Regions from separate parts of the Homo sapiens genome. Here region 1 is linked to region 2. Evidence: chromatin loops called from intact Hi-C (ENCODE). Cell type or tissue: endothelial cell of umbilical vein. All regions are shown on one strand. Each heading gives the region's core, and the rest is flanking DNA. Links, peaks and the distances in the headings are about the cores only. Region 1 overlaps LOC124902249 (a long non-coding RNA gene). Region 2 has its middle 30 kb from the start of UGCG.

Evidence for each region. Peaks named below come from ENCODE experiments on the same cell type or tissue, not always from the same donor. Only the 100,000 strongest peaks of a DNase experiment are listed, where the experiment ranks them.
Region 1: it touches region 2 in a loop (4-fold over the local background); 3 of 110 quality-filtered maps call a loop at or near these places.

What each region holds. Positions count from the first base shown.
Region 1 is chr9:111,800,343-111,812,352 of GRCh38, forward strand. LOC124902249 (a long non-coding RNA gene) reads left to right here. Exons shown (of 2, transcript XR_007061734.1): 2 at 1-1,722. Among named protein-coding and RNA genes, the nearest start is that of SHOC1, 11 kb to the left of the region's middle. In endothelial cell of umbilical vein, for the core only: no CTCF peak of the experiment used is centred there; DNase peaks (open chromatin) are centred at 4,559 and 5,759; H3K27ac peaks cover 2,219 bases.
Region 2 is chr9:111,861,166-111,873,175 of GRCh38, forward strand. No RefSeq gene overlaps it. Among named protein-coding and RNA genes, the nearest start is that of UGCG, 30 kb to the right of the region's middle. RefSeq lists an enhancer at 7,147-7,666. In endothelial cell of umbilical vein, for the core only: no CTCF peak of the experiment used is centred there; a DNase peak (open chromatin) is centred at 6,016; H3K27ac peaks cover 375 bases.

The sequences.
Region 1 (12,010 bases), core at 2,412-10,411, 60 kb before region 2:
ATTAGCTCAAACCAGATCATGCAGAAAATCTGGATATATGGAATGAAAAGTATTGCACAAATGTGTTGCATAAGTAATTTATTGTCTTCTGGCTGCTAATTTATAGGTGTAACCTCACATACTATCTTTTGATCGCCATTAAGGGACTGTTTTGCACCAATAGACTGAGAGCAAACATTTTAATACAACATATTCAGTCTAATTAAGCTGGATAATTACTGCTGGAGAAGAGCTATGGTAGCAACAGCATGTAAATAAATTTTTGCAAGTATAGAAGGGAAACCTAACATTTCATATTCATGTAGATTACCTCTTTTCAAATACAAGAAGACAAATGTTATTCTAGCCCGTTTTGGCAGTATTCATCTCCGTAAATACTATTACTTTTCTCTGTCCCGTATGTTCAACCCTTCAACATTTTTCTGGTTATGAACCATTTCACATATCGTATGCTTATTGGATCTTTTACACACATTGAAAAATTCAGGTAAGCTAAGATTCTTGCTGTAAACTTTACCCATGTGTAGACTTCACTTTGTAACCCAGAAGAAAGAGTGGTAATTGGGTCACCATTTCCATGGGAAAAGTAGAAGTACTAACGCCATACTTTCACCTCTCCCTGGGTAATATTTACCCTAAAACCCTGCACATTATATGGTTCAGTGAAGTTAAGCAATTTGCCCAGAAATACATAGGCAGATCGAGAACTCAGCTCTTCTGACTTCTATCCTGTGAGTTGTAGTTGTTTACTTATTGATTTATCCATCAATTATTTTTAAGCATATATTATGTGCAAGGAAATATGCTAGTTGGGGAGAGCAAATTGACTCTACTCTTTCAATGTGATAGGGAAAATAAACCATTTATATAAATATTATTCCCTAAGAAAATTAATGTTATAAGAGTATGGAAATTTTAAAAAGTACTTTATTATTTCCACAAATAAGTTACAGAGAAGCAAAAATTTGATCAGATAACTCATTTATTATTTCACCAGATTAACCACACCAATGGGAAGTCTAGCTGTTTGGACCACAAAAGCCACAACATAGCACCACTATGTACTTAATGGAAGGTGAACCAACTTGCAAAACAAATAACATCCAAAGGTCTAAACTGCAAATTCAAACTAGAATAAGTTATAATAAATGTCTCAAATATCCAGGGTAACAAAACATTATCCTTATAAAATGTGGAAAAACTATTATTTCTTTCTCTCACCAAAATAAGGCTTAATGTTGTTTAAGGTATCCTTGATTGCTTTTATGCCTTGTATTTAAAAATGAAGGAGATGGGCATTGGACTAAACTTGGGAAGAAGGATGTTACATTAATAATAATTTCATGGCCGGGCACAGTGGCTCATGCCTGTAATTCCAGCACTTTGGGAGGCTGAGGCAGGCCGATCACAAGGTCAGCAGTTCAAGACCAGCCTGGCCAACATAGTGAAATCCAGTCTCTACTAAAAATACAAAAAATTAGCTGGGCGTGGCGGTGGGCGCCTGTAATCCCAGCTACTCAGGAGGTTGAAGCAGGAGAATGGCTTGAACCCGGAAGGCAGAGGTTGCAGTGAGCGGAGATTGTGCCACTGTGTTCCAGCTTGGGCGACAGTGCGAGACTCTGTCTCAAAAAGTAAAAATAATAATTTCATATGCAAGAAAAGTCATTTTACGAAAAGCTGAAGGTAGACCTTTCCCATAAATAAAATGATTTTGTAAAACAATTCTCATAATTTTATATTTTTAATTTAGACTTAATCTTGTATCTCAGAATGTAAACTAACATGATTTTTGAATACCTACTATGTGCTCAGTATGTACAACTTCAGGAGAAAGACAACTTGTGTTGTCTCTTACAGGAAAGAAGAATAGCTAGAAACAGTAATGTTATTGACCACCAACTGACCATCTATTGATCATTTAATATACTATTGACCACCTTCTTTAACCTTCTTCTTTGTTTTCTGGCTTCCTGGATTATTTCACCTGTTCTGTGCCTGGGCTCTTTATCATCTTGGAAGAAAATAGCAAAACCAGGAAATCAGGCTCGTTAGTTACACTACAAATATATGCTGTGCATATATTTAGCACAGCATATATTTGTAGCTAGACCTTCAATGCCAGTTGTCAATCATTATTTCCCTTCATTTGTTATAGAGAGAGTGTGTTGGTATATGCCAGCAATATTCTAGGTGTGAGAAATAGAGTCTCAAACAAGACATTATCTATGTATTTATTTATTTAGAGACAGAATCTTGCTCTGTCACCCAGGCTGGATTGCAGTGGTGCGAGCTCAGCTCACTGCAACCTCCGCCTCCCGGGTTCAAGCGATTCTCCTGCCTCAGCCTCCCGAGTAGCCTGGCTAATTTTGTATTTTTAGTAGAGTCGGGGTTTCACCATGTTGGCCAGGCTGGTCTCGAACTCCTGATCTCAAGTGATCCGCCAGCCTCAGCTTCCCAAAGTGCTGGAATTACAGGCATGAGCCACTGCGCCCGGCCCTATCTCTATTTCTAAACAGCCCCTTATCATATTCTAACAACATCTAGACCAGTGGTTCTCAATTGGAGGTGAGTTTGTCCCTCAAGCGGACATTTGGGCATGTCTGAAGATGTTTTTCTTGTCAAAACTCGGGGAAAGCCAGCCTGGCTATGCGGCCCCCACCTGTTCCTGCTACTCGGGTGCGGCCTTCACCTGCCAGGCCCTTCCCCGCTAGCTTGGGGCAAGCAGAGTTGCATCCAGTGGAAATAAAGCCGTTCCAGGATTATTGAAAACTGAGTAGCAACCTTGGGGGTCCTGGGTCATCACATACTCCCCCAAATGGAAGGTCCTTCTCTGGCATCAATTCCCGTCTCAAGGCCCCGCCTTCAACCTACGGTGGTCCTCCCCTGAGTAAGGGTCTTCAGGCTCTATCACGGTGGTGGAGTCTTCCGCACCCAGCGCATCGACCTTCACCAGCAGGCCTCCCCACCAGATGTCCTCCGCTGGATGCCTAAGCCTTGGGAGCAACAGGGCCTCCTTGAGAAGAGCCTTCCCGCCGGGCAGAGGAGCTTGGGTCCCGAGGGGACAAGGAATCTGGGTTGCCCTCATCCCCAGAGCTTGTATATAGATTATAAATATGTAAGGGGGAAAGGGGTGGGTTGGGAGGGGTTGTAGGGCTGGAGACCCACTTCCCCTCCTCCCCGTTCCCCTGGTCCCCTGTCTCTGGGGATGTTTGTTAACAAAGAGTAATAAAATGATTTAAAAAAAAAAAAAGGGCCAGGTGTGGTGGTTCACGCCTGTAATCCCAGCACTTTGGGAGGCCGAGGTGGGCGGATCACGAGGTCAGGAGTTCAAGACCAGCCTGGCCAACATGGTGAAACCCCGTCTCTACTTAAAGATACAAAAAATTAGCCAGGCATGGTGGCACACTCCTGTAATCTCAGCTACTCAGGAGGCTGAGGCAGGGGAATCGTTTGAACCCGGGAGGCGGAAGTTGCAGTGAGCTGAGATGGTGCCATTGCCCTCCAGCCTGGGGGACAAAGCGGGACTCCGTCTCAAAAAAAAAAAAAAAAAAAAAACTGGGGGAAAGGGTCCTGATATCTAAATAGGTAGAGGCCAAGAATGTTACTAAATGCCCTGCAATGAACAGAACAGACTCCATGCTCCCGGAGAATGATGTGTTCCAAAATAAGAATAGTATTTACTACTGATTAAAGGAAATTTAAGAAATCTTGATCTAGACTAATCTAGTCCCATACTCTTCACACTCTTCTAGTCGTATATATGAAACCTACCTCATTTCCTGCAGGTGACCTCACATTCTGCTTGAGTGGGAGGTTGTCTCTTTTTATCTCATAATGTCTATTTAGCCTCATTTGGCATTTTCTTACTCTCTTCTTTCTGTTTTCGTTCTAAGATATTCTCTTTCAATCTCTGTGACTTATCTTATTCCCCAAATTATTTATACTGACAAAAATGCATTCTGTATCACAGAATACAAACAGATAAAAAGGCAGAGTACTATTTCCCTTAGATGCAATATCTCATCCCCACTCACCTCCTCCAGAATTTAGTTCGTAGGTGTTTTCCTGTCATGTACATCTTCATTTCCTCTCCTATAATGGATTTTCTGTGTCTAAAACGTGGTTCATTATATTCTATCCTAAAATATTTTCTAACACTCTTATTTTGAACCTTCTACTTTTAAATTTTTCTGTATTCCCTATGACTCCACTACCTCTTTCCTAGACTACTGTAATTTTCTCCTAGCTGTTCTCCCAGCCTCTAATCTAGTGTACATAGTGCTGTAGAATAAAATTATATTCACTACTCTAATTAAAGTCCTTCAGTAGTTAACCAATAATAACTTTGATATGTCAAGCATCTCCTATTTTCAAGGTACTAAGCTTGGTACTTAGGTTAGTATTAGTCTCTCTATTATATGAAAGAGGAAACTGAGGTTTAAAGAGGTCAAGTGGCTTGCTCAAAACTGCATAGCTAGGAAGTGAGGGGCCAACCCAAGTCTAATGCCAAAGTTTGCACATTTCATACAACTCTATTTCCTAAGGAATGAATTCTAAACTCCTTAGCGTGGTCTTCAGGACTCTTTGTGATTTGGTTCCAAGCTTTTTCTGGCTACTGCTGACCTTCGTCCACCCCACACTATTGTTAAATTACTGTTGTTTTCCCTATACTATCTTTGCTTTCATTTCTCCTGTTTGCCCCTTCTCATATTGTATTGTCTTAGTCCATTTTCTATTGCTTATAACCAAATACCTGAAAATGAGTTATTTATAAGAAAAGGAACTTATTTTTTAGTTATGGAGGTTGAGCAGTCCAAATCAAGGGGTCGCATTTGGTGAGAGTCTTCTTGCTGGTGGGAACTCTGCAAAGTCCCCAGGTGGTACAGGTTATCACATGGCCAGGGGGATTAGCATGGTAGATCAGGTCTCTCTTCTTCTTAAGAAGCTACCAATCCCACTCCCATGATAACCTATTAATTCATGAATGGGTTAATCCATTCATGAAGGCAGAGCCCGCATGATCCAATCACCTCCTACAGGCCCCTTCTCTCAATACTGCCACACTGGGGATTAAATTTCAACATCAGTTTTGGAATGAACAAATATTCAAACCATAGCATATACCCTCTATCTACATTATCTTTCTCACACATCCCCATAGGTCCAAGCACTTACCCATCTTTCAAAGCCCAATTCAAGCTTCCCAGCTAAATTCCCTGATCTTCTCTGATCGGTTCTTTTGTTTTTACTGGTAGAGCTTTTCTCACTTTCAAATTTTGTTATCATTAATTGTATGTATGCTCTTTTGTCCTTCTTCTACTCAGGCCTCCTTTAGAGCAGGGAATTTGTTATGTGATGTAACATTTTTGTGTAGCATTTTACAAACACTCTTTCACGTGTGTTAAGAACGTGGCAAAGAGTCGGAGCTCAGTAAATGTTTATTTGGTTCTAATCTTCATAGCAACTCTCCAAGGTATTATTATGCTTTACTAATAGTAAGGAAACTAAAGCTCAGAGATGTTAAGTGACCTGCCCAAGGGCATAAATGTTCCAGGATGACACAAGCTCCAACTGGAAAGTTCTGTCTCCAGTTGAAAGTTATTTCTACTACCTTACCTATGGCATCAGAGTTTTGTTTCCCCATGTATATCCTATCTCGATACCGTGGTAAATGTATGAGTAAATGTCTGTTAAGATTCTTTCATGAGAATCATGAGAGATTTATTGGTCACCAAAAAGAAAAGTATTTGAGGATATGACTCATTCTCACACGTAGTATTTATTATTCACTTACACAGAAGGAAAACAACCCTCCCATTCTGATAAAATATCTTAGGCAACATTATGTTGAGGTCTGTATTCTCCACGTAAGAACACCAGTGTTTACACACCTTTAACAAACAAGCTCTTATATTTCATTTAAAATCAGTAGCTAGTAAGAAACTTGAGGAAATAATTTTTTCATCTTTTTTCATTTTTACGTAGCCAAATTATCATTCTCTTTCTTATAGTTTCTGCCTTTAGGGCCATATTTAGAAACTTTTCCAGCAGTGGTGTGAGTTGCCAGCAACTCAATCACTTTGCAAGTGTACAGCTGCCTCCCTGTCTCTGCTAATAGAATCTTCAGCTATACAGACAACTCTATGATGAGCAGAGGGCCTCTAATAATCTCTAGTCCTAGTTGTATTGTATAAAATCCTTGTCCTTGGAGAGGGCTGAGCATTCTGTAGGTCCATGCCAATGGGAAGAACCTCTTACCAAAGACTTACAATAATGTGGATATCAAGGAAGCATAAAAAGCCAACGGTAGAGTGAAGAGCCAATGTGGATAAGTTTGAGGGGTTTAAAATGTCATCAAATCCAAAAGGCAGGCTAGAAATAGATTTCCAAACACTGGATATGCAGACCTAGTGATCACCAAAGTGTGATTACTTAAAACTATGCCCTTGCCAGGTGCAGTGGCTTATGCCTATAATCCCAGCACTTTGGGAGGCCGAAGTGGGTGGATCACTTGAGTCCAGGAGTTCGAGACCAGCCTGGGCAACATGGTGGAATCCTGTCTCTACAAAAAATACAAAAATTAGCTGGGCATGGTGGCGCATGCCTGTAGTCCCAGCTACTCAGGAGGCTGAGATGGGAGGATCGCCTGAGCACAGGAGGCAGAGATTGCAATGAGTCAATGTCGTACCACTGCACTCCAGCCTAGGTAACAGAGCAAGATCCTGTCTCAAAAATAAAATAAAATTATACCCTCAAATTCTTTGACATTCCTCTGATTTAGGGGTAGATCTGTCCCTTCCTCTTGCATCTAGGTAGGCTTAGTAATGCATCAACCAACAGAGTATGGTGGGAAATGAGGCTGTGGATATTCAAGGCTGGGTCAATGCAGTTTCTGATTCATTCACTCACTCTTAAAGCCTTGAGCCATACAAGAAGCCTGACTAGCCTGAAACTAACAAGCTGTAAGAAGCCAAGTTATATGGGGCTCTGGTTCTTAGCCCTCATCTTCAAGTCATTCCAGCCAAAGTGTCAGACGTGAGCAAAACAATTTTCAGATTATTCCAGTTTGGTCATTTTGCTCCTTGTAGGGAGGTTCCTCAGTGACTAACACAAATGTCTCTGGATTGGTTCCTTCCCTTTCATATCATTCTGGTCCAGAGGTTGGCAAACTATGGCCTGTGGGCTAAATCCAGCCTGCTGGCTGCTCTTTGTATAGCATACTAGTTAGGAATGATTCCTACATTTTAAAATTGTCATGATCATTTGGAGGAGAAGAGGCACTCTGGCTTTTTGAGGCTCCGGCGGTTTTTTCATTGATTCTTTCTCATCTTATGAGTTTATCTACCTTAAATCTTTGAGGCTGCTGACCTTTAGATGGGGTTTTTATGGGGACTTTTACTTAAAATTCAGTTAAATTAAAATTGTTACATTTTAAATGGTTACACAAGTACCTTCATAATATCCTTGATCTGTCTCTTTGGCCTGCAAAACCTAAAATATTTGCTATATTGTCCTTTACAGAAAAAGTTTTGGCTGGGAGTGGTGGCTCACCCCTCTACTTCCAGCACTTTTAGGCAGGAGGACCACTTGAGGCCAGGAGTTTGAGACGACCCTGGCTAACATAGTAAGACCCTGTCGAAGAAGAAGGAGGAGGAGGAGGAATAAAAAAAAAGCCTGCAACTTCCTGATTTAGTCCCCCATATAGAAGAGGGATGGAATAAAATAAGAGATTATTGTGAGGCCTATCTAGATAGTATTGACTTCAGTACCCCAGAAACAGAAATTAGACAGATAGGAACTATTGAGACGAATCTCTCTAAGTGTGACATAATGCTCAATAATCTACTTTAAACTTCTGTATTTCTTTCTTCAAGTCCTAATTTCCCAAGGAAAATGACATCCTTCTTGCTCCTTAAGGAAGACTTTGATATTCCAAAGAGATGTACGTCCTATGTTGCTGAATTATTTCATAATTCTAGAATGCTGGAGCCACAGGGCATTTAGGGATTTTCTAGTCCAACCCCTGTTCCATATTGAAGGAGGCTAGGCTAAATGGCCTAAAGAACATGACTACTGTGAAAGGAAAATTAATCTTGGGACCCCCAATCACTAAGCTAAAGGGAAAAGTCAAGCTGGGAACTGCTTAGGGCCAACCTGCCTGCCATTCTATTCAAACTCACCCTGCTGCTCACTGAGATGAATCCACGTCTGATCACCTCCTTTGGAGAGGCTAACCAGAAACCCAAAAGAATGCAACCATTTGTCTTCTATCTACCTATGCCCTGGAAGCCGCCTCCCTGCTTCAAGTCTTCCTGCCTTTGCTTTGAGTTGTCCCACCTTTCCAGACCAAACCAGTGTTCATCTTGCATATGTTGATTGATGTCTCATGTCTCCCTAGAATGTATAAAACCAAACTGTGCTCTGGCCATCCTGGACACATGTTGTCGGGACCTACTGAGGCTGTGTCACAAGTGCACGTCCTCAACTTTGGCAAAATAAACTTTCTAAATTAACTGAGACCTGTCTCAAATTTTCAGGTTCACACTACTCATCTAGAGTAAAAGTCCTCATGAATTCACTGCAAGACAAGAACACAGGAAAGCAACTACCACACAGAAGAGATGTGGACCCCAAAACGTTGGTCTCTTACATCCAACCAGGTGTAATTGGCAAGTAACACAGAGCCAAGCACTACACCTGAGACATCCTCATCACAGTCACAAAGACTGAATCTAAAACTTTGTCAGTACCCTGTGACTTATGGATGACTGTATTTGCTATACAACAGTGTGCTGGTATAGATATAGGGGTGGTGTGGGTGGGCGTGGGCACTAAGTTGCTAAGTAGTCTGCGCTTACTGTCCCTAATTGTTCCTGCTAAATTCAGGCATCCTTAAGGTCCTCTGAGAGAAGAAAACCCTCAAATCTTATTGAAGAGAGGCTCTTATTTCATATTCTCCTTCTCTTCTTGCATCTTTTCCCCCATGCTTTCTTCTCTTACTATCTTCTGTAAAAAAATTTTCTCTCTACTTCTATTCCTGGTCTTCCTTGCTTTGACTCTTCCTCCTCATATTCATGCCAAACTGTTTTTATTTAATTTATGCCTATAATCCCAGTACTTTGGGAGGCCGAAGTGGGTGGATCACTTGAGTCCAGGAGTTCGAGACCAGCCTGGGCAACATGGTGAAATCCCATCTCTACAAAAAATACAAAAATTAGCTGAGTGTGGTGGCACATGCCTGTAGTCCCAGCTAAATATTAATATTTAATATTAAATAAATTAAATATTTCTGTATTTATTTAACACAAATGATGGGTTGCTTCTAACTGGAGTAGCAGGTGAGAGTTTGGACAAAGGGAAATGATCTGCAGTAACAAGGCAGAGACATCTGAAAGTCTAGGGAATATATTGAAAAATGTGATGAAAAAAATTCATTGATTTACCAATACATATCATGATGGCTGAGATGAGAGGAAGTTGAGAAGCGTATAGCTCTTCCCAAAGGAAATATATACAAAATATCCCAAAGGATATGCAGCAGACTCATCCTTTTAATAATTTCCAAGTAAATAGTCAAAAACCCTGCTTAGGAAAAACTCAGAAAATATTGCTTCCACTGGCTTCAGATGGCCTGCTGAATTCCTATGACTCTGTAGACTTCCACTAAATCCAAAATTGAGGAAATTTAAGGGACACTGCATTAATAGTATAATCACCCCATGCTTTCTGATACATGCCAAGGTTCTTCTTAGCTGAAAGTAATTTGACCTGGCTATTTGCTAAATGGTTCAAGTCTGAATGCTGGAAGATTTAACTAACTGCCTTGTGAGAACTACCTAAAGCTGATGCCATGTGGGTAGGCTTGTCCTGTAAGAATTGTTGAACCAGCCTGCTTACTGCTGAAACCTCCTTTGCAAAAATTATAAATGAGGAAATTATGGCAGTGAAAGAGATCAGACCTAATCCACTCCATCCTGCTTCTAACCTTTAAGCCATCTTTGTTCATTCCTAGCTGTAGGCTGAACTAGCCTTGGGAAGGAATTCAGTTCATGGTTTGACTCTGAAACAAAATTGATAATAGCGCTTTCCCCAAAAGACCTCCTTCTTGCCTGGGGACCAGTCTGCCTTTGTAGGACTAACAAATTAGCTACAAGATTAGAAATTATGGTTTAGGGGTCATGCAGCCTCTGGCTATAAGAGTGGGAACCTCCCCTATTGCTTCTAGGGATAACATCACTATTGCGAAACCTGAAATTAGTGCTTGAGATATTTTGTAGACCCTGCACTTGATGGATCAGCTGATACCACCTAGACTGGCAATCTGGCTCAACCAGTTCTGTGATCCCATCCAGGAACAGAGCACAGCAAGAAAACCTCACTTGATCCCCTGTGATTCCATCTCCAACCTGACCAATCAGCACTCCCCACTTCCTGAGCCACTACCTGTCAAATTATCTTTAAAAACTCTGACCTCCCCCTTCCATGCTCAGAGAGACTGATTTGAGTAATAATAAAACTCTGGTCTCCAGCACAGCTGAGTCTGTGTGAATTACTCTTTATTGCAATTCCCTTGCCTTGATAAATCGACTCTGTCTAGGCAGTGGGCAAGGTGAACCCACTGGGCGATTATACTACTACCCACTTTTTTGCTGCTGAGCTCAGCTGTCTGGTTGGGCTTCTATCCAGTGCCTCCTCTATTCCAACAGATGTATCCGTCTTACATAATAGGACTATTCTCAACTCAGACCATCCTACCTCTACCAATGAGTTGTGAAGGCAGAACACGTGACCAAAAGAAAAAAAACAGAAGCAGAAGAAGAAAGTTTAAATAACCCCTACACAATCTGATTTTGGATTTCAACTAAGAAAATAGCATTTTATCTGATAAAATGATATATGATTTCAAAAATCCTACTGAAGCTAATTTCTCTAATTCAACTAATTTGAGAATGCTTGTCAGAACCTTCTTAGAGTGGTGCCAACAACATTTCTATACTCACTTGTATATGAGAAAGTTTAGGCAGAAATCAGAATTTTGATTTGCTAAAATGTAATCTTTGATGGTTAAAAAAATTCATTGTTTTTTTTTACATAAACATTAACATGAAGCCAGACTTTGGAGGACTAGATTATGAATAAGGTGGCTTTTTAAACTTATTGTTTAAATCTCACACTTTTGAGAATGAAAAAAGCAAATTAATAATCATGCCAGGGCAATGGGAAAAAACTGAGGCTGTTGCAGTCAAGTCAGGAAGTTCAGTCACTCTAATTATCAGCCACATTTTGTGAGAACGTATTCAGAATTTCCCGTGTGGTAGGAGAAGGGATGCTGGAGAAATTTTCTCCCTGCATCTGCTTTCTCACTTCCCTTCCTCATTTCCCTAGAGTTCCCTAATGTCTCCTCCAACATCCTCAGCTACTTTTTCTCATCTTTATTCACTAGAATGTGAACTGAATTTGACATAAAAATGAAGCATCAAAACTAGTTTCACAGCCAGGCACTGTGGCTCATGCCTGTAATCCCAGCACTTTGGGATGTAGAGAGGGGCAGATCACCTGACGTCAGGAATTCAAGACCAGCCTGACCAACATGGCGAAACCCTGTCTCTACTAAAAATACAAAAATTAGCCAGGCATGGTGGCCCGTGCTTGTAGTCCCAGCTACTCGGGAGGCTGAGGCCTGAATCTGGGAGGCGGAGGTTGCAGTGAGCCGAGATCACGTCACTGCACTCCAGCCTGGGGAACAGAGCGAAACTCTGTCTCAAAAAAAAAAAAAAAGAAAAGAAAAGAAAAGAAAAAAAAAACATCTAGTTTCACATATACTTGAACTTCAGTGGCTGACTATCCTTTGCAGCAAAACAGGTGTAATTTTTAGGAAACTCAAGAGTGGCTACCAGTGTGGCTGCAGATGGTACAGCATTAATGTAAAAGATACATCTGTATATCCTATTTTTCTTTAGAGAAGAAATTTCATACCCCCTTTCTGGCATGTAAAAAAGCAACAGTATTA
Region 2 (12,010 bases), core at 1,548-9,547:
AGGCTATATTGTTGATTATTTTCTTTGTAATCCAGGAGCTTTTTAATTTGATGTAGTCCTGGTCATTGATTTTTGCTTTTGTAGCCTGAATTTTTGATGTGATATACAAAAAAATCATGCCAAGGCCAAGTCCAGGAGATTTTTCCTATATTCTCTTCTAGGAGTTTCATAGTTTCAGGTCTTAAATGTAGGTATTGTATCCATTTTGAATTGGTTTTTTTTTTTGTATGATGTAAGATAAGAGTCCTATTTCATTCTTTTGTATGTGGAAATGCAGTTTTCCCAGTACCATTTATTAAAGAGACTATCCTTTCCCCCATTATGTCCTCTTGTTACCCTTCTCAAAAATCAATTGACCGTATGTTTGGATTTATTTCTGGGCTGTCTATTCTGTTGCACTGGTTTATGTGCCTGTTTTTCTGCCAGAGCATGCTGTTTTAATTACTATTGTTTTGTAACATAATTTTGAATCCAGAATTGTGATGCCTACAACTTTGTTTTTCAAACAGTAATTTAAAAATATTTTGGGGACAGCTGCAGTGGCTTACACCTGTAATCCCAGCACTTTTGGAGGCCAAAGCAGGAGAATCGCTTGAGTCCAGGAGTTCAAAATCAGCCTGGGCTCTTAGGGAGACCTGCCTTCACACACACAAAAATTTTATTTTAATTAGCTGGGCATGGTGACACACACCTGTAGTCCCAGCTACTGGGGAGGCTGAGTTGGGAGAATCACCTGAGCCCAGGGGGGTTAAGGTTCAGTGAGCTGTGATTGCACCACTGCACTCCAGAGCAACAGCAAGACTCTGTCTCAAATAAAATAAAATAAAATAAAATAAAATAAAATAAAATAAAATAAAAAGCTGGGCACAGTGGTTCATGCCTGTAATCCCAGCACTTTGGGAGGCCAAGGTGGGAGGATCACTTGAGTCCAGGATTTCAAAACCAACTTGGGCAACATGGCAAAACCCCACCTCTACAAAAAAAAAAAAAAAAAAAAAAAAAAAAGTTAGCTGGGTGTGATGGCTTGCACCTGTAGTCTTAGCTACTCAGGAGGCTGAATTGGGAGGATCATCTGAGCCCAGGAGGTCGAGGCTGCAGTGAGTCATGATCGCACCATTGCACCCCAGCCTGGGTGATAGAGTGAGACCCTGTCTGAAAATATTTTTAAAAATAAATAGGCTGGGTGCGATGGCTCATACCTGTAATCCCAGCACTTTGGGAGGCCAAGGTGGGTGGATTACCCGAGGTCAGGAGTTTGAGACTAGCCTGACCAACATGGTGAAACCCTGTATCTACTAAAAATACAAAAATTAGCCGGCTGTGGTGGCAGGCACCTCTAATCCCAGCTACTCTGGAGGCTGAGGCAGGAGAATTGCTTGAACTCGGGAGGCAGAGGTTGCAGTGAGCTGAGATTGCATCACTGAACTTCAGCCTGGGTGACAGAGTGAGACTCCTTCTCAAAAATAATAATAATAATAGTAAATTAAATAAATAAACAATTTTTGTTGTTGTAATTCTTATTTTTGACTCTGAATGCAATTTTTTATCTGGCTGCTTTCAAGATTTGCTCTTTAAACTTTTATTCTCAGAAACGGTTGACTATGGGTCAATCAAACTTGGGTGATTTTGTTTTTGTATTTGTTGTTGGTTTTTTTTTGTTTTTTTGTTTTTACCCTGCCTGCAATTTTTCTGGGCTTTGTGGATTTATATCTTATGGTTTTTCATTAATTTTAGAAAATTCTTGACTATAATCTCTTCAAGCATTCCTTCTTCCTTGTTCTCTCTTCTCCTTCTGTTTCTCTAATTACACATATATTAGACTTTTTATATCATATTTTGAATACTCTCTTCTGTATTTTTCACTTTTTTTCTGTAAGGTTTCAATTTGGACAATTTCTACTGACTTATCTTCAATTCTCATTCTTTCCTTTGGCGTATCCAGTCTGCTACTGACTGTTGAAGGAATTCTTCATTTCTTTCATTTTTTTCTTAGCATTTCCATTTGACTCTTTATATTATTTAGTTTTTTAATGAAATTTACTATCTGTTCATGCATATTGTCTACCATTTTCACTAGATCTTTTAACATATTAATCATAGTTGTTTGAAAGTCCCTATCTGATAGTGTCAACATCTGGCTCATCTCTATCTGGTTCTGTTGAGTACTTTATCTCTGGGCTTTGATTTCTGTATAATCAAATTTTTTTATTGAATGTTAGACACTGTGCATAGAAAAACAGAAAAGTCTGAGTTAATAGTGTTTATGGCCAGAAATAGGTATAGCTTTCTATGGTCAGGCAAATATGGTGGGGGATTGAGTCAATCTAGTCATAAATTGAGCTGGATTTGGATTTTGTTGTTTTTACCTTTAGTGCACCACAGGCTTTATACCCTCCAGCACTGGCTGTTGTTACCTTATGCTTATAGGGGGTCCTAGGGTGCTAGAAAATTTCTCTCCATTTTCTTGCTCCTCTCTCAACTTTCAGGAGTTCCTATATGCCTGTGCCACAAAAAGAGTCTCTCTCCGTGCCCTTATACCTCTCCAAGTAGTAGACTGCTCTTGCTTGTTACTTGGTACTAAGCTTACAGAATCAAGAGAGTTCTTTGTCATCCTGATCCAGCCTAAGTCTTAGGCAGGCCCTGTGCTCAAAGCTTGGGCGTCTCAGCATGCCTGCCTTCTCTTCCTATTTCTGCATCAGCTTCCTGGGTCAGTTAAACTCTGCCCTGTATTTGTGGTTGGTCTTGGCCATGAGAGTTTCTTACACTTCCTTTAGGGCAGGTGACCTCTACTTGGTTTTGGTGCAGAATTCTGGGCCCTCAAAAAGTTTCCTATTCCTTCCTCAAGGGCAAAGGATTTTCGTTTCTATACTTCCCCCAGCAGCAATAGGTCTTTGCCTTTGTCAGAGAGGTAAGAGGTCCTTCTGCCACTGCAGAAGCAACCAATTTTGCCTCCACTCCTCTCCCAAAGGAATGGAATTTTGCCTGACCCTGAGAGTGGAAAGATTTACCGTCCCTCTCCAGTGGCTTAAGGCTTTTGTTTCCTTTGAGAGAAGGGTCTTGGGAATTGGGTCGGCTTTTGTGTCTGTTTCCCAAAAGCAGCTGATCAGCTCTCCTTCTTCACACCTGCACCCCCAAGGGTGGGGCTCCCATTGAGTATCCTCTCCTGTTTCTATCTTTCTTATGAGTACCCATTGGAGGCCATGGAATAGAGTTTGGCACTGAGTGCAAACTTCCCTTGTATCTGGGGCTTCTAGTCATTCCAAATTAATGCATGAGGCCAGGGATGGTGGCTCATGCCTATAATTCCAGCATTTTGGGAGGGCGAAGTGGGAGCCCAGGAGCTCAAGACTAGCCTAGACAACATAGTGAGACCTTGTCTCTACAAAAAAATTATTAGCCATGTGTGGTGGCGCACACCTGTGGTGCCACTACTCAAGAGGCTGAGGTGGGAGGATTGTTTGAGCCCACGAGGTCAAGGCTGCAGTGAGCCGTGATTGTGCCACTGACTCCAGCCTAGGTGACAGAGCCAAGATCCTGTCTCAAAAACAAGAAAAAACCAACACTCCCCCCGAAAAAGCCCACCACCACAACAAATTAGCATACTAGATCACACTTGGCCTGGAAGAATTGTTAATATTTTAGCTAATTTTTTCCTACCTGTTTTTATGGCAGTAACCTCTTTCTCTCATGATTTATCAAAAGTGAAAAAGTTTATGTGTCCTCAGTGGACTTCGGGGACTCAGGGGGAAAGGGTGGGAAGGAGGTGAGGGATGAAATCCTACAAATTGGGTGCAGTGTATACTGCTCAGGTGATGCATGCACCAAAATCTTACGAATCACCACTAAAGAACTTACTCATGTAACCAAAAACCACCTGTTCCCCAATAACATATGGAAATTAAACAAAATTAATTTAAAAAAAAAGAGTTTATATGTCCCACCTCTCTTTGGAGTAGCTTGTCACTCTTTGGAATTTAGTTTGCCTGGTTGCCTTACGATCTTAGTTCTGTGACAGGCTCAAGAAAGGTCATGATTTTATAGATTTTCTGGCTTTTTTTGTGTTGTTATAGTGAGAGTTGTATTCCCTTGAGGCTTTCTGCATTCTAAGTGGAAACAGAACTCTCTCCTATAGCTTCGTCACCAAAAGGATGCTTCAATTAGGAAAAGCCCCCAGATAAGAATCTGATTGGCCTAGTCACACTTGGCCTTCATCACATGCTCTTTCCCGCACCAATCAGTTCTCACAGAGGATGGTCCTATGATTGGCCTGACCTGGGATGGGGGCAGGAGATTTGGGATGTCTTACCAGAGGAAGGGGCTAAAAAAAATGTCTAATAAACAAAAATAGTCACCTAATGGTATAAATACAGATGTTTTATAAAACTATTTTTTAATGAAAAAAGCAACATATGTACATGGCAAAAAATTCAAACAGTATAAAAGGAGCCTACAGTGAGAAACAATTCTTCCTCCCAAATCATACTCCAGTCATCATCCTCAGAGGCAACCATTGTTAGTTTCTGGAATATCTAACCAGAAAGCATCTCTGCATGTACAACACACACACATGCAAACACATACCTCTACTTGAAATAGATGCTTTCTTAATCAAACCTCCACTTAATTCGTAGGATTCACCAACACTCTTCACTTTCTCTGTAAAACACACAATGAATAACTATGGTATCCATACATCTTTCTACCAGGTGAGTATGTTGGCTAGGTGTGGTGGCTCACACCTGTATTCCAACCACTTTGGGAGGCCAAGATGGGTAATTGCTTGAGCTCAGGAGTTCAAGACCAGCCAGGGCAACATGATGAAACCCTGTCTGTACAAAAAATACAAAAATTAGCCAGGCATGGTGACACATGCCTATAGTCTCAGCTACTCAGGAGACTGAGGTGGGAGGATCATCTGAGTCTGGGAGGTCGACGTTGCAGTGCGCTGTGATCTTGCCACCGCACTCCAGCCTGAGTGACAGAGTGAGACCCTGTCTCAAAAAAAAAAAAAAAAAAAAGTCAGTGTGTTTATTCTAAGCCCATTATGCCAACTGTGTTTATTATGATATTTAAGTAATTCAATGAAATGTAACACAAACTGATGAAAATGAGTGCAAAAGAAACCATTGTTTGTACGAAATGTTTTGGAAAGACTTGCTAAAGGTGAGTTCTTTCAAAAAGTGTATGAAATTAGCTGTGGAAGAAACAACTACAAATTATTTGGGGAAAAACTGAAAAATCAAGAAGTTTATGTTGATATTACTTTAAGGGTGTTTAAGTCTCCATTCTACTTGGAAAATCACAAATAATATTATTAAAATTAGAGTGTTACTTTAAATGGAAAGCTTAGGGCCAGCCACAGTGGCTCATGCCTGTAATCCCAACACTTTGGGAGGCTGAGATGGGCGGATCACCTGAGGTCAGGAGTTCGAGACCAGTCTGGTCAACATGGCGAAATCCCGTCACTACTAAAAATACAACCATTAGTCAGGCATTGTGGTGGGTGCCTGTAATCCCAGCTACTTGGGAGGCTGAGACAGGAGAATCACTTGAACCTGGGAGGTGGAGGCTGCAGTGAGCCTAGATTATGCCACTGCACTCCACCCTGGACGACAGAGTGAGACTCTATCTCAAAAAAAAAAAAAGCATAAAAATGCATTTTATGTGTTGTTTATGTAAGAAAGAGAATATGAAACTAATCAATAAATTCATACCCGAAGAAAAGGTTTTAAATTAAAATTAAATTGTTACATTCAAAAATGTATCATTTTAAAGGATTTCCTGGGGTTGCTTTTACTAACTTTTTGATTAACCAACCAACTGATTGTCTTTACTTCATTAGATAAAAGGATGTCTACTCTGTGTGTATGTATGTTTGTACGTATGAAAAAGGAAATGAAGAGTACTAGTGTGTGAGAGTGTATGTGTGTCCACACATGCGCATGCATGCTCGCTAATGTTAGTGCTCAGCAGTCAGGAAATATGTCTCTAATGAAATGATATCTGATGAGAAACCTGAAGGAAGTGAGTCATCCATGCAAATATCTGAGAGAAGAGCATTCCGGGCAAAGAGAAGGAGTGCAAACATCTGATATATACACGTGATGGTGGGCAACTAGAAAACTATGTAACTGACTGATTAAAAATTGAATTAGATGATGTGAAAGTTTCTCCAAGATACATTACACTGTATTATGCTATACAGTATAATAAAATCAAGGCATATGTTATGTTTGTATTGAACTTGGACTTTAGAACTTCATGTCCTATATAACTGTACAAAATATATAAATAAAAACTATTAGGAATACAAAACAAAATGTCAAGAAACAAACGGTGTAATAGAAATTGCAATTCAACACCATCAGTTAGTAACATTAAGCAGACAGTGTTCTAGTACATTTGTGCTGCTATAGTAGAATATCTTAGACTGGATGGCTTATAAATAACAGAAATTTATTTCTTGTAGTTCTGGAGGATGGGAAGTCCAAAATCAAAGCACTGGCAGATCTGGTGTCTTGAGAAGGACAATTCTTGGTTCATAAATGGCTGTCTTTTCACTGTGTCCTCACCTGACAGCAGACATGAGGGTGACCTCAGGAGTCTCTTTATATGGACACTAATCTCATTTATGAGGGCTCTGCACTCAGACTTAATCACCTACCAAAGGCCTTACCTCCTAATAACATCACACTGGGGGTGACGATTTCAACATATGAATTTTGTGGAGACATTAACATTCAGTCTATACAAGATAAAAATAAATTGGGTTTGAGAATTTGGATAAAATAAATATAAGTAAACTAATGAGAATATAATTTGTACCCTAATATGTATTTTATAATTTTTATTAATAATAAATTTATTTACAAATAATTATACATTTCTCTGATCTCTTTTTAGAGTTACACTTCTTATTTCTATTTTGCATCTTGCAATATTGACTAGAACTTTCAGATCTATATTAAAATGTAGACTAAAAGTTATTTAAGCCCTAAATTATTTGACCACTGTCTATCACTCTATTTCATATTGTACTAATATTCCCTTCTGCCACAGATCACAGCAGTATTATTTATGACAAATTAAGGGGATGAAATGATATTAACCTTGGTAATATTGATACAGATGATAGAAATTATGTAGGCAGATTGTAAGGGCAACAGAATCCTCAGCAGAATTTCCCTTTTAACGAAAAGCAGCCCCCAAATCATTTCTTTTCTAATAAAGAGCAGCCTGAAAAATTGAGCTGCAGACATAGATAAGCAAGCTGGAAACCTGCACAGGTGAATGCTGGCTACCTGAGGGCCAGGCATGTTCAACTTGGAGGCTCTATCTTCCCTTTTCTTTGTCACCACATGTACAGTAAAAAAGCAGGCAACATGGTGCCAGCCAGGTAGATAACCCCTCTGCATAATAAAAGACTAGTGTGGGGAGGCCAGCTTCTTCAAGCGCTATGCAAACGGCACACCTAGCCCTGACCAGTTCTTCACGCACTATGCAAATGACACACCTGGTCTGACCAATCTTTCGTGCCCTATGTAAATCAGACACCGCCTCCTTAAGCTCATCTATAAAACCTCCTGCCCTTCACCGCAGACCAGAAGACCTGCTTGGGACCCCCCCATCTCTGCAGGAGAGAGCTTTTCTCTTTCTTTTGCCTATTAAACTTCCACTCTTAACCTTACTCTGGTGTGTCTGCATCCTAGTTTTCTATAGCTGTGAGACAATGAATCGCGGGTATTTATCCCAGACAAGGATACCACTTCAGTATCAATGTAGCTGGCCAAAGTTGGGATGTGGAGGGGAAGAGAAAATGGAGGAAATATAGAAAGTAAAACTAGGGTTAGAAGTAAGAATCTATAAAAGTTTTTTTTTAAAAGAAGGAACAGCGGGGGTAGGGAGGGGGCTCAAGACATACACTTTTAATTTTCTGTGCTCTGTCGCATTTTAAAAAATTTGTAAATCATATTCCTGTGTTACTGTGATAATTTTTAAAGAAATAAAAGTAAAGGAAAATATTGAAACCCTGAAAGAAACCCTACTTTGTCATAGTGAGTAATTCTATTAATTTGTGGGTGTATTTGTTATTCTAGCATTTTATTTAGAATTTTCACATCTTTCTTTTTCTTTTTCTTTCTTTTCTTTTTTTTCTTTCGAGACAGCCTCACTCTGTTGCCCAGGCTGGAGTGCAGTGGTGCCATCTCGGCTCACTGCAACCTCCCTCTCCTGGGTTCAAGCAATTCTCGTGCCTCAGCCTCCTAAGTAGCTGACATTACAGGCTCGTACCACTACCCCCGGCTAATTTTTGTATTCTTTTTTTTTTTTTTTTTGAGACGGAGTCTCGCTCTGTCGCCCAGGCCGGACTGCGGACTGCAGTGGCGCAATCTCGGCTCACTGCAAGCTCCGCTTCCCGGGTTCACGCCATTCTTCTGCCTCAGCCTCCCGAGTAGCTGGGACTACAGGCGTCCGCCACCGCGCCCGGCTAATTTTTTGTATTTTTAGTAGAGACGGGGTTTCACCTTGTTAGCCAGGATGGTCTCGATCTCCTGACCTCATGATCCACCCGCCTCGGCCTCCCAAAGTGCTGGGATTACAGGCGTGAGCCACCGCGCCCGGCCTAATTTTTGTATTCTTAGTAGAGATAGGATTTCACCATGTTGGCCAGGCTGGTCTTGAACTCCTGACTTCAAGTGATCCATCTGCCTCAGTGTCCCAAAGTTCTGGGATTACAGACATGAGCCACCATGCCCCACCTAGAATTTTCATATCTATTTTCATCAATAAGTTTGGTTTGGCTAGTATTCTTTTTGTACGTGCTAACTCTAGTTTGGGTCTGAGGATTATGTTAGGCTTATTTAACAAAATGGGAAGTTTACCAATTTTTTTCAATACTCATTCATTAATTCATTTATTTACTTAGTCAATAAATCTTTATGTCATGTTAGGCATAATTTTAGGTTTGGGGGCCGCTATGATCTGAGTGTTTGTGTTTCTCCAAAATGTATAAGCTCAAACCTAATCCCCAATGTGAGGTTTTTTGAGGTGGGGCTTTTGGGAGGTGATGAGGTTATGAGGGTGGAGCCGTCATGAACTGGATTCGTGCCTGTGATAGTGTGAAGTATCTATTTGGTCTTCAACCCATTTTCTGCCATACAACTCCTAAAATCCTTCAAATCTCCAAAGTGATGTCTTTTCATATGCTAATGATTGACTGATGGCTGGCAGCCCCCAGGCAGTCTCAGGATGGAGGCTGGTCACCAGAAAGACCAAGGCAAGGTTAGAGGTTTGGGACTTTCACCCCATCCCTCCATTTCTAAGGAGGGGCTGAAGGTTAAGTTGATCACCAAGGTCCAGTGATTTAATCAACCTTGCCTACATAATGAAGCCTCCATAAAACCCCAAAAGGATAGGGTTTGGAGAGCTTCCCAATAGCTGAACACATAGAGGCTTACAGAAAAGTGAACAAGAACTCATCCACATGCCAGGAGGGTGGTGCACCTCAACTCCGCAAGGACAGAAGCTCCTGGGCTCAGGATCCTTCCAGACCTTCTATGTATCTCTTCTTCTGGCTGTTTGTATCCTTTAATATATCCTTTGTAATAAACCAGTAAACATAAGTGTTTCTCTGAACCCTTAATCAACTCAAAGATGAGGTTGTGGAAACCTCAGATTGAAACCAGTTGGTCAGATGTTCTGGAGGCCTAGACTTGGGACTGGTGGGAAGGAGGGGGTGGTCTTGTGGGACTGAGCCCTGAACCTGTGGTTTCTGAGGCTCTCTTCATCTAGATAAGGTCAGAACTGAATTGACTTGGAAGACACCCAGCTGATGTTTGCTGCAGAATTGATTGCTTGTGTGCTGTTGGGGTGGGGGAACCCCCACACATTTGGTCACAGAAGTCTGTGTTGATTGTTGTAGAGTGAGAGGATAGAACTCTTTCCCCCCGCCCCTCACAGTGCCCTTATAAAACAGGCTCAAGGGAGCTTATTCGCTCCTTCCACTATGTGAGGACACAGCAAAATGCCCTCTATGAAGCAGGGAATGGGGTCTCACCAGCCATCAAATCTACAGTTGTTTGACTTTAGACTTCTCAGCCTCTAGAACTGTGAGAGATAAATTTCTGTTGTTTATAAGCCACCCAGTCCATGATATTTTGTTACAGCAGCCTGGGTGGACTGAGACAGGCTACAGCAGTAAATAAGAAAGACGAGGTGCCTACATCCATGGAGTAGAGCTTTCATTCTTGTGGAGTCCTAACTAGGGAGAAGGAGTCAGGCTGCTAGGACCAGGGGAAAGCAAAAAGAAAAATCAGATAAGCTGTAAGTCTACCTTTGTTCATGGTCTAGGACACACAGCCCTCCCTGCACAAATAACTCACAGTCTTTCTGTGCCAGCTATCAGCAGACCCCTGGCTGATAGGAAAATGCAAGTTAGCTCCTGCAATACTGGCGCTATCAGAACTGCACGGAGCCGTCTCCAGCACAAGCACCATCGTATGAAATCCCCAGCAAGCCTTTGCCTTCTTGCAGTCAGCTCCTCTCTTGCTGACTTGCGCATTGCTCTCTTGCGATGTATTTTCTCTAACAGATCTGTCTTTCTTTACCTACAACTGTCTTGGTAAATTCTTTTTACTGCCTGTGCCACCAGCCCCAGATAGCACTATCTGCAACAATTCTGAATTGAGAGAGTCAGTAAATAAGGAGATAAATTAATATGTTTTTAAAAATCAGGCATAATAAATACTTGCCAGAAAATGAAAACAGTGATAACTGATGGTCTGAGGAGGTGGTATTTAGGCTGAGATTCAAACAATAAAAAAGGAGGTAAAAAACTCCTACTTCAAGTGCCATGCAAACTTTATATGTTGTACCACTGCTATAATCAGAAAAATAATTTCACTGAATTAAAGATCATGTATTCTGTGTATGAGCACACAATGAAATTATTTTCTTACATGGAAAGTAACACCCTTCTACACACACAAATAGTCTCTCTTTGGATGGGAGTATAAATTCTGTTGTTCATTAACCTAGTCAGTGTCTAGCAAACAATACACCCTATATTTCTTTCTTGTACAATTTTACTGAAAATCAAGTGACATAAGTAAAAAATCTATGGAGACAAAGTGTCTGCATCACCAGAGTTTTCCATGTGTGACCTGGAGGATCACTGTGTCATTCTGTTCTGCTCTTAGAGTGACACAGTGACTCCTCTTACTTTTAGGAGACTTCTCTTCTATTTTCCCTATGCAGAACATACCCTGTCACTACAAATATACTAGATAGACTTGCTCTAGTGAGAATTAACTTAATTTTAAATAATCACTTACAGTTTGGAACAGCTACCTTTGCTACTTACACAATATCATAATGAAACAAAAGGTTGCTGGAAACGCTGAAAGCAAAGTTCAGGCAATGAGTGATATCCTAGAAATAAATACTGAATTACCTGTATTACTCCTTAGTCCCAGATTTGGGGAGCACCCAGGGTTTAATTAAGATATTTGGAAGCCGTAAACATTAGAAGCAAGTTTCCTCTGTCCTTACCAAATGCAATTCAAAATAAGAAAAAAATTCCAAGCCATGAATTATATCTAAAGAAGTATAGTAAATTTTAGATGTTCCCCCCGATGACTATATTGAGATTTTAAAGAAACATTAAAAATAAAATAGTTTAAATTTTCTTGTTTTGGGTGATCCCATTTTGCTTGAGTTCTCAACATTGATTAAGGTCAATTCTGCCATTTGTCAACTGGATCTCATTCATTCACTTCTACTTTAGTACTTTCCTTCCATAATCACCTGCACTCCTCTCTACTGAATCATTTACATTAGTCAGAAAACTTGCTTAGTATTTGATATGGTTTGGCTCTGTGTCCCAACTCAAATCTTATCTCAACCTGTAATCCCCATGTGTCAAGGGAGAAAGGTGATTAGATCACGTGGGAGGTTCCCCCATGCTGTTCCGGGGATAGTGAGTGAGTTCTCACAAGATATGATGGTTTTATAA